Regions from separate parts of the Mus musculus genome. Here region 2 is linked to region 1. A link is a loop called in an ENCODE intact Hi-C map of the cell type or tissue named here. Cell type or tissue: gastrocnemius. All regions are shown on one strand.

The links. Hi-C counts contacts between places; a loop is a spot of excess contacts. Peaks named below come from ENCODE experiments on the same cell type or tissue, not always from the same donor. Only the 100,000 strongest peaks of a DNase experiment are listed, where the experiment ranks them.
Region 2: it touches region 1 in a loop (2.0-fold over the local background); 8 of 42 quality-filtered maps call a loop at or near these places.

The regions. Positions count from the first base shown.
Region 1 is chr13:73,423,606-73,428,605 of GRCm38, reverse strand. No RefSeq gene overlaps it. Among named protein-coding and RNA genes, the nearest start is that of Lpcat1, 41 kb to the left of the region's middle. In gastrocnemius, a CTCF peak has its summit at 2,586 (motif pointing left); a DNase peak (open chromatin) is centred at 2,587; H3K4me3 peaks cover 261 bases.
Region 2 is chr13:73,680,942-73,685,941 of GRCm38, reverse strand. Slc6a19 (solute carrier family 6 (neurotransmitter transporter), member 19) reads left to right here. Exons shown (of 12, transcript NM_028878.4): 8 at 21-177; 9 at 1,543-1,747; 10 at 1,865-2,024; 11 at 3,785-3,947; 12 at 4,110-5,000. The coding sequence ends at 4,313. Among named protein-coding and RNA genes, the nearest start is that of Slc6a18, 5.4 kb to the right of the region's middle. In gastrocnemius, no CTCF peak of the experiment used is centred here; a DNase peak (open chromatin) is centred at 2,007.

The DNA.
Region 1 (5,000 bases):
TGGCTGGTACGCTTGGGAAAGACTGTACTCTGCAAGTACTTTCTGATTGTGGATGCAGACAGGTGTTCTCTCTGTTGAGTAGAGAGCTGACATCCAAACCTAGAGTTGAGTTTTTAAAAATTCTCTCTCTCTCTCTCTTTCTCTCTCTCATATGTATATGAGTGTTTTGCCTGCGTGTGTGTGTGTGTGTGTGTGTGTGTGTATACCATGTGCATGCTTGTTGCGCATGGCATACATAGATGAAGAGGGATTCCCTGGAATTGGAGTTACAGATGGTTGTGAGCCTCCATGTAGGTTCTTAGAACTGAACCCAGATCCTCTTCAAGAGCAGCAGTGCTCTTAAACACTGAGCCACCTCTCCAGCCCCTTATCACACTCTATTAATATGTATCTACTGCTAGTGATGATTTCCTGCCAGCAGCCTGTATGCTACCTCTTACGACTATAAAGGCAAGTTAGTAGGGAGGAAGTCCTAGACTGATTTTAACAAGTCTTTCAGCCAAAGATTGTAGTTAAATCTTCAGCAATGAGGGCTTGTAGTCTAATTCTTGAATGTGACCAACAGCAGTGGCCATAGTTTTATGGTTTGTGGAGCCTAGAGGGTCTCACTAGCCAACATGTCATCCGAAGATAGCCTACCTCAGACACTGGGATTTTTATCCAAAAGTGCTATGGTTCTATGAGTGTCCTTTCCTTTTCACACAGCCTGTTTTAGTTTAAATGTGTTGACGTCTGTAGTCACTATTCTTCTAACGCAGGTGCTTTTGGGACTCTCAAGGGTTAGTATTGTATAAAGAGATCTTATAGGATGAGCATCAGGTGTGTCAGTCAGCCTTGCATTGCTTAGGTGCTATGCACCTATCTACCCACGATAGTCTCTTGCTTTGACCAATTTCAGGCAGGGCTTCCTGGGTCCATAAACTTGGCAGCTGACCCAATGAGACTACTTTCTCTAGAACTCTGAATCTGAGGCCAGGACGGATGTTACACCTTTTGAGGGGGAGGGAGGATCTTCCTGCCCTCCTATGACAATGATTCAATGTGACCAGGTTCGGTGTTTGTTCTCCTTTTCTTCTTTCTATAGGTTTACCTCCAACCACCCCCTACCTTGCCAAAAGGACGCTGGATCAGGGTTTTCTGAGAATTTCATTTTTAACGGTTACTTTTCTGAGACTCTTTCCCTTGGTAAGGTCACCCTCACGGGCACATGAGCTGTCACTCACCTATAACCCAGGTCATAATGAAGCAGGGGCTCTAGGTGAGCAGTGAGGTTTACGTGGGTGATGGAGGGCTGGGAAAGCCGCACTGTCAGGTAGATGGAGTTCTATATTGTTTTCTTTGCTGAAATCAGGGCTCTGCCAGACATTGAGGCTGCTGCTCCTAATGCTAGAGGACATTGTCCTCCGAATTGCCCAGTAAATTCTTCTCAACTCCATAGGAGTGGCCCTCCATGTCTTTTCCATAGGCCTGGGTCCCATACATTCCAAGGACGGTCCCACTATGCTTAAAGGAACAACCTGGCAGGCCAGGTTCTCCTCAATGGTACGCAAGACCTGGAACCTAATAGGATTTTTGAAGAAACAAGGACAGTGGCCTAGTAGAAAGGTCAGGTGGGCATATAGATTTGCTCAGTGGCAAGAGTAGAGAACTGACAACTCTCCCTGATGCAGCAGGTGACAGGTAGGGGATGAGGTTCTTTCCCACAGTCCCTGCACCCAAGATAGCACCACCTTCAGTGCATGGTGAATGGAGGTATCCCTCCCTCGGATACCCCCCAGCCTAGAGGTGCTTCCTTCTCAGACACCATGCGGCTGTGAGTCACAGCAGCCTTAAATTAGACCTGGAGTGGGGATTCTGACGCAGTGGGTGCAGTGGGCCTGCTGGGGAAATTTGCTTGCTCATGTTCAGAACATAGAAATACCTCAGGAATAAGGGGCAAGCTATCTGGCTATCCCAGGCAGAGGATCCAGAGTTGCGATTAAATGCCTTCCTTTAAAGTCTCTAAGAAGAGCCTCTGGGGAGATCTCCAAATCTCCAAACCTCCAAACATGCTCATCCCTCACAGACTACGAGACAAAGATCAGCTTCCTTCTGGAGTCCTACTTGCCCCTTTGATGGTCAGGGAATATTGATTTTGTTAAAATTGAATATATATATATACACACAAATATATAAACACACATACATATATCCACATACATATGCATATATCTTGTAAAAATCAGTTAATCCATATTCTCCCTTTCAAGAGCACCATGAGGTACTGTGTTTGTGTTTCCTGATGATGTTGCTGTTCAGCGGTTTTCTTTTTGGCCTCACAGAGGTATTACAGTGCCTTTTGGTACTGTTCCAAATACATATGGAACATCGTGCCCCTGTGTTTATGTGGTGTTACGAATCAAGTTTGGGGGTTAAACGAGTGGTTTACTGACCCTCTCTCTTTTATCTCCCAATTCTTCTTTGTTGGGCTTAGTGTGTGCTAATGTGAAGGCAGCATGAAATCTTTAGAGAATGAATAAAGCTCTCAAATTAACATTCATGCGTCGTCGGGGAAAACCTTGCTCACACTGCCACCGTGTGGCCATGAGGTCAAGATGCAACGCAAGCAGGGGCCACTTTCCAGGGCACTTCCTAACCTGAGCTCGCCCACTCCTTCCTTGAGGTTCTGAGAATGTGGCTCTCTGGAGCTTGCTTTCATGGTTAGTTGCAAAGAGCATGGCCCTCACGTGCAAACCCTAAACCCTGTCCTCTGGCCTGTAGCCACCCTGATATATTGTTTCCGGACAGTCGTGCCAATTAAGACCTCCAGTAAGGGTGGCTAGCATGTGTGAGAAGGAAGGAATCTTGAAGTATGTGAAAAAATCCTCGGAAGCTAAAGAAATCATAAGAAATGTCCTGCAAGAAGAACCCTTTGAATTGGCAACTAGCCGTTGGACAAACCCAACCATAAGGAAAGAAGATCGGCTTTTCTCAAGGTGAGAAAGGGAATGTGTCCGTCAATAAAGCTATAAGGTGGGATCCACCTTCCCAGGTTGGAGCTCACACCCTCCTTGAGGTCCTGGGAGCGTGGCTCTCTGGAGTTTGTTTTCATGGTTAGTTGCAAAGAGCGTGGCTCTCACATGCAAACTTTAACAACCTATCCTCTGGCCTGTGTATTCATCCTCAAGTTTGGATAAGTATTTTTCGCCAGGATTCATATAAAAAAAAAGTCTTTGAGGTAGATGGATTATATTTCCCAGCCTCTGTGCATGCTAGCCTGAGTGGCCCAAGGAATATTCAAACCCTTCCTTGCTATCCCGAGACACTGTGAGGTCCAGTACTCAGTACTCAAGCCGCAGCGTGCCCCAGGAAATAACAACTGCCGAGCTAGTACCAAAGTCCACAGTGACCAGGAAGATCTTCACTGGGATTTTCCTGTGGTCTTTACCACGGCCCCAGTGTACTGAATGCCAGAAGAGTTTTGTTCTCCTTGGAGCTCAGCAGCAACTCAGGCTCTTCACTTCAACTGAGTGCCTGGACCACACCCAGAGGAACAGAACTGGGGGTTCTGAGGCATGGCTGACACCCTGACTGAAGCAAAATAACGAAAAAAAAAATCAGAATAAGGAGCTGAAGTTTGATTACAAAGACAAAACGTTTAATACATCACAGGACAGTGCAGCTCACGTTAGTGGCATCCAGGATAAAGACAGAGGGGTACGCACCCCCTCTATATGCAAAGGTCTTCCAGAACTATGAAGACACTAGACACAAGGTGGATTTAACCCATTTAAAAACAGTCATGATATCAGTAAATATTTCAGACACAAGGCTGGAGAGATGGCTCTGTGGCTAAGAGCATAGACTGCTCTTCCAAAGGTCCTGAGTTCAATTCCAAGCAACCACGTGGTGGCTCTCAACCATCGGTAATGGAAATCCGATGTCCTCTTCCGGTGTGTCTGAAGACAGCGACAGTGCACTCACATATATAAAATAAACAAATCTTTTAAAAAATTTCAGTCACTGCTATGGACAGCACAGATTTATATAATTTTTCTGTAGAGAAATTCGCGTGTGTGCATCTGCTTTAGTTTGCTTATATTGCTGTGATAAAACACCATAATCAGCCGGGCGTGGTGGCGCACATCTTTAATCTCAGCACTTGGGAGGCAGAGGCAGGTGGATTTCTGAGTTTGAGGCCAGCCTGGTCTACAGAGTGAGTTCCAGGACAGCCAGAGCTATACAGAGAAACCCTGTCTCGAAAAACCAAAAAAAAAAAAAAAAAAAAAAAAAAAAAAAAAAAAAAAAAAAAAACAAACCAAAACCAAAATAACATAACACTCTTTTCCTGATCAGCACAGGTACTTCCTCCCAGATGATCCTAACTGTGTCAAGCTGACAACCACCACCACCACCACCACCACCACCACCACCACCACCACCACCACTACCACAGTATACCTGGGAATAACCGAAGGGGCTAATGGAAGCCAAGCCTGGTGCAGCTTGTGATCCTGAGCATTCAAAAATATTTTATTATTATTTTAAGTTTATGGATCTATGTATGTGGGTGACCACAGGAGACAGAAGAGGGTGCCAGGCCCCCTGCAGCTGATGTTATAGGAAGTTGTGAGATATCCCATGTAGGATACTGAATTTGGGTCCTCTGGAGGAGCAGAGAATGTTCATTTCTATAGCCCCAGTGGTTGGACTTTTTAAAGTTCTAGAAACTACAAAGAAGAGTTTAATGGAAGCCATGTGTGGCCACAAAGACTTCAAGCCCTACTGTGCTCTCTATAAGGGTCTGCTGCACAACAGCCTACAGGGAAGAGCAAGTTTGTCAGCATCAGCAGTGTCCCTGGACAGTCTTTGGGCAGCACTTTCTACATTAGTTAAAATAAAAGCAAGAATAAATGTCTGTCTCTGGGACATCAGGTAGTTTAGCAGACTGGCAAATTCAAGTTCTGTAATTACAGATACTGTCAGAATACAGTATTTCAGAGGAAGTTAAAAAAGGCTGT
Region 2 (5,000 bases), 260 kb before region 1:
GCCCTTTTCATCATTCCCAGGAACATCCTGACCCTCATCAATGGGTTCGACCTGCCGGAGGGCAATGTGACTTCAGAGAACTTTGAGGCCTACCAACAGTGGTGCAATGCCACTAATCCCCAGGCCTATGCACAACTGAAGTTTCAGACCTGTGACATTAACAGCTTCCTTTCTGAGGTAGGTGCAGCGATCTCCATGCCATCAAAGCCTCATGTGTTGGGAGTGGAAGAAGATTCTCTTTTCGTCTTTGTGAGTCATACAGAGAGTCTTTGTACAGTCAGCATCTTACCCTCCAAGAGTGGCAGGAGTTAAAAACCAGGCAGGAGGAAGGAACCACTGTTCGCCTATCATGACTCTCCTCACTTAATTCCTCCAGCCTCTCAAATCAATTATACAAAACACTCCCTGCTCCTCCCTTCAACCCCTCCCGTGCTCCCCCTCAATCCTCAGATCCACGGTCTCTTTTTCTTTGATTGTTACTGCCATAAATACACATATATGCCTAGCTATATGAACACAGCCTGCTGAGTCCACTTACCATGGCTTGTATGTATATTGTTTCAGGGTGGTCACTTGGTATTGGATAACCAGCGATAGGGTTTTTCTTTGGGGGAATTCTATTCTCCTGTTCTCAGCATTCCCTAGTTGCCCATAGGTCTTTGTATAGGAGTGTTTTCCTCCTTCCCCTCTCCCCTCAGTGAGATTTACAGTCTCCACCACCTCATTGTCATGTCTGCTGGTGTTATTTTTCTTCAGGTCTTGTTTAGGCAGGTGTTATGAGTGTTGCTTCCTTGTCATAAAAAACACAATACCACAGCTGTTTACTTGATCCTTGGTCTCTTACAATCTTTCTGTCCCCTCCTTCATAATGTTCCCTGGACCTTGGGTACATAGTTGTATTGTAGATACATCCACTGGGGATGGGCACCCCAAGATCCACTGTTCTCTGTGTTTTGGCTGATTGTCATTTTCTGTTAATAGTCTCTAGCTGATTCAAAGAGAAGTTTCTTTGATGAGGGATAAGGGCTATACTTATCTGTGGCTATAAGGATAGACACTCAGCAAGCAGTTAGGAATTATGTGGGTTTATTAAAGTAGCTCAAGTTCTTCTTCTGGATCCATGACCTCAACATTCCAGGGAGTTGGCTTGGTCCAGTACCAGGCATGATTTCCCTGAACTTGGCCTTAGGTTCAGTTAAAACAGCTGTTGATTGAGGCCAGGATATGAAAGCCACTGTTGAACTTTCAGAAATCCTTGTGATAGTTCACAGCTGAGGAGGGCTATTGTTTTGCTTTCCTCCCTTGGCAGCTTACTCAATACCTTTGGTACTGTGAAAGGTGCTCCTTCCTTGAGAAGGAGGTCTTCAGATCATATTCAGCTAGATTCTTTAGAGTCCCGTGTCCAAAGTGCATGGTGTCTTTAGTAAAGGAGACTTAACCTTTAATCTCTGGGGAAGCAGTGAAGGGCAACAGCAATAGCTGCCCCAAGAGGGAAGAAAGGAACAGAAAGCTGAGATGACCTTGTGTTGTGCATTGGTACAGGGTGTGGAGGGCACAGGCCTGGCCTTCATTGTCTTCACGGAAGCCATCACGAAGATGCCAGTGTCCCCACTGTGGTCGGTGCTCTTTTTTATAATGCTCTTCTGCCTGGGACTCTCCTCCATGTTTGGGAACATGGAGGGTGTGGTCGTACCCCTTCAGGACCTCAATATCACCCCTAAGAAGTGGCCCAAAGAATTGTTGACAGGTATGTATGAAGCTTATCATCTAAGGGGGACACACTTGTGTTCCTCATGACAAGGGTGGATGTATCCCTGGGTTGAGCAGCCTTGTAGCCACAGCTCTGCTCCTTGTCTGGCCACAGGCCTCATCTGCTTGGGGACATATCTCATCGCCTTCATTTTCACACTGAATTCGGGCCAGTACTGGCTCTCTCTCCTGGACAGCTTTGCTGGCTCCATTCCTCTGCTAATCATCGCCTTTTGTGAGATGTTTGCCGTCGTCTACGTGTATGGAGTTGACAGGTAGGAGGGGTAGCTCCGTGGCGACTTGCCATCTTTAACAGAAAAGCTGAGTCACAGAATCTTTGGTAAGCTGAGCCAGCCAAGTAGGCATAAGGGAAGTAGGCATGCTATGGCACAAAGCTTTCACTATTGCACAAGAGAGTGGAGACTTCCTTCGTAGGAGCGGGCTGGCATTGGCTTCGTCCTGGCACTTGGTCCAAGAGGTGGAGAGAGGTCAAAGGGTGAAGAGTTGGCCTTGATGAAGTGGTGCCTCCTTTCTTATTAGACATGATCTAAACAGTACATAGAACTCCCAATGGCCCCTGCTTCCTGTCCAAGAACAGGAATTTACAGGTGTACTAGAAACTGACATGTAGTAACTTTGGGTGCCAGAGAAAGAAAATACAAGTGAAAATTCAGACACACCTCATTACACAAACTATATGTATGTGTATATATGTGTGTATACATGCACACATATGTACACACATATATACATATACATACACACATACATACATGCACACACATATATGATGTTCAGTCTGGAGTTCCATAATCAGCACTGGGCCTAGAACCAAAGCAGGATGGAAGTAGGCAGTGAGGAGGGAGGGGGGGCATGCAAGATGGCAGGACTTGGGCTCTGTAGGACGTGGACATCACACACCCTCAGGCAAGATGGAGCTCAATGCCCTTCATCCACTTGGCAGCTATCTACATCAGAAGTACTTCTGGAAGTGGGCATAAGCTCTTCTAGGGGGAAGGAGGCCTCAGCAGATTTCTAGAACTCAAGCACAGAAAGGCACAGAGGACCACTCTTAAGGGCCACTTCCAACTATCAGCTTGACCCAATCTCTCAAGGCATCATTTCCATTGCTGGACAGGGATCCAGGAAGCTACATCTTCTAAAGAAGCTGTGTTGTGATCCCTGTAAAACGATCCATCACGATCCACTAAAATTAAGTTGGTGTTAGCCCTCTGCTAGAGATCCTATTCTGGAAAATGTTTTTCAAGTCACTGAAAAGTGGAAGGCCACAGGGGACATGGGCAAGGTTACATCAGCATGAGTGAGACCAGACTCTAGGCCCGAGGAAGCAATGTGGAGGCTGAGGAGCACAGGGCCAGCCATGTGACTTTTATGATGCTAGGAGCCATTGATGAGGAATGTATCAGCTGATACCTGGAGTGGCTGCAGCTAGCACATGCACAGGGGTCTGAATTCCACCCCACTGAGTAGCACTGGGAAAGTCATTGCCCAAAGATGTGACGAGAGGAGGGCACATGACTAGTGATAGGCTCGATACCGGTTGCTCAAAGATTATCACCAAACCTGCATTTAAGCCCTAGAATCTGCTGGGGCCCCAGAAAAGTCACCAGTAGTTCTATATGCCTCATTGCGATCACATCAAATCCCTATGATAAACGAGTTCTGCCACAGAGTTGCCTTTGAGCAGGCCAGGAAATGGTGTGCATCACCTAACTTCAGGTTGCTGTTGCTCAGTCTTATGTGAGTTGGAAGGAGGAAAGTCTGATGGCCCCCTGCCCTCATTGTCACATGACAGGAAGTAGGTGAGGATATGAGACCTCTGATGATGAGTTCATAGCTCAGTGCTGTGGGGATTCCAAGAAGGTCAGATGGTATCTTTGCCTGCAAAATTAGAGGACCTTATCAAGGGAAGGCTAAGGCACAGCACCCCAAGATGATAACTACTTCCAGATATAGAAAGTCTGGTCAGTCTTTGACCTTCATGAGCTTCCAGTGACTCTGGCTTCTGCTGCAGGTTCAACAAGGACATCGAGTTCATGATCGGCCATAAGCCCAACATCTTCTGGCAAGTCACGTGGAGAGTGGTCAGTCCACTGATCATGCTGGTCATCTTCCTCTTCTTTTTTGTGATTGAGGTCAACAAAACGCTCATGTATAGCATCTGGGACCCTAACTATGTGAGTGCCCAGACAGTGTCTGGATGGGGAGAAAGAACTGTTGGGGAAGAAGGCAGGAAGTAGGGTGGGAGGGCAGTAGAAGGGCTCCACTGGGAAACAAAAGGTGGGATCATGGGGGTGTCAGGCCTTTTCCACATGTGTTACCTGTGGTTCTCTCCCCAGGAGGAGTTCCCGAAATCTCAGAAGATTCCATACCCCAACTGGGTGTATGCAGTTGTGGTCACTGTGGCTGGAGTACCCTGCCTCTCCATCCCCTGCTTTGCCATCTACAAGTTCATCAGAAATTGTTGTCAGAAGTCTGATGACCACCATGGGCTGGTCAATACACTGTCCACAGCCTCTGTGAATGGGGACCTTAAGAACTGAATGGGCCTAGTCTGCATAAGGCAGAAGATGGTGTGTGGAGGAAGCAAGATGCAGGACCCATGGGGGGAAGTAGGCTGTAATATGTGTGAATGTGTGAGTACAGATACATGTATTCATGTCACACAGATGTGTATACAAGTGTTACACAAACATGTGGGACACATAGACATGCTTATGTGTATATACCAGTTTTACACATGTGTATATATAGATCACATCTACCACATGTAAACGTAAGTGTATATGCATGTAATTGTGAGTTAATGTACATATGATGTGCATATGTTTGTGTATATATTCTGAAGAGGGCATATTTATGCACACATGTATATATGCACACATGTGTTATCTAGATGTATATATATATGCTCACATGTTAACACATATCTGTGTACACATGTGTATACATATATTCATGAATGGAATCTATGATATGTATGAACATGCACACTCATAAACTTATTATATATGTATGTCTGTATGTATGTGTGTATCTTCTCAAGTGAATTTTGTGTTGTATGTGTATGTGCATGCACTTGTTCATTTATGTTTGTTCATTGCAAATAGGTATGTGTACATGCCTATGCCATCTTTGTACACATTGCACACATGTGAAAATATTTTTACATGCTCTTGATGGAAGTGCCTACCACTATGGCCTAGTGGTCCTCCGCTTGCTCTCACTAT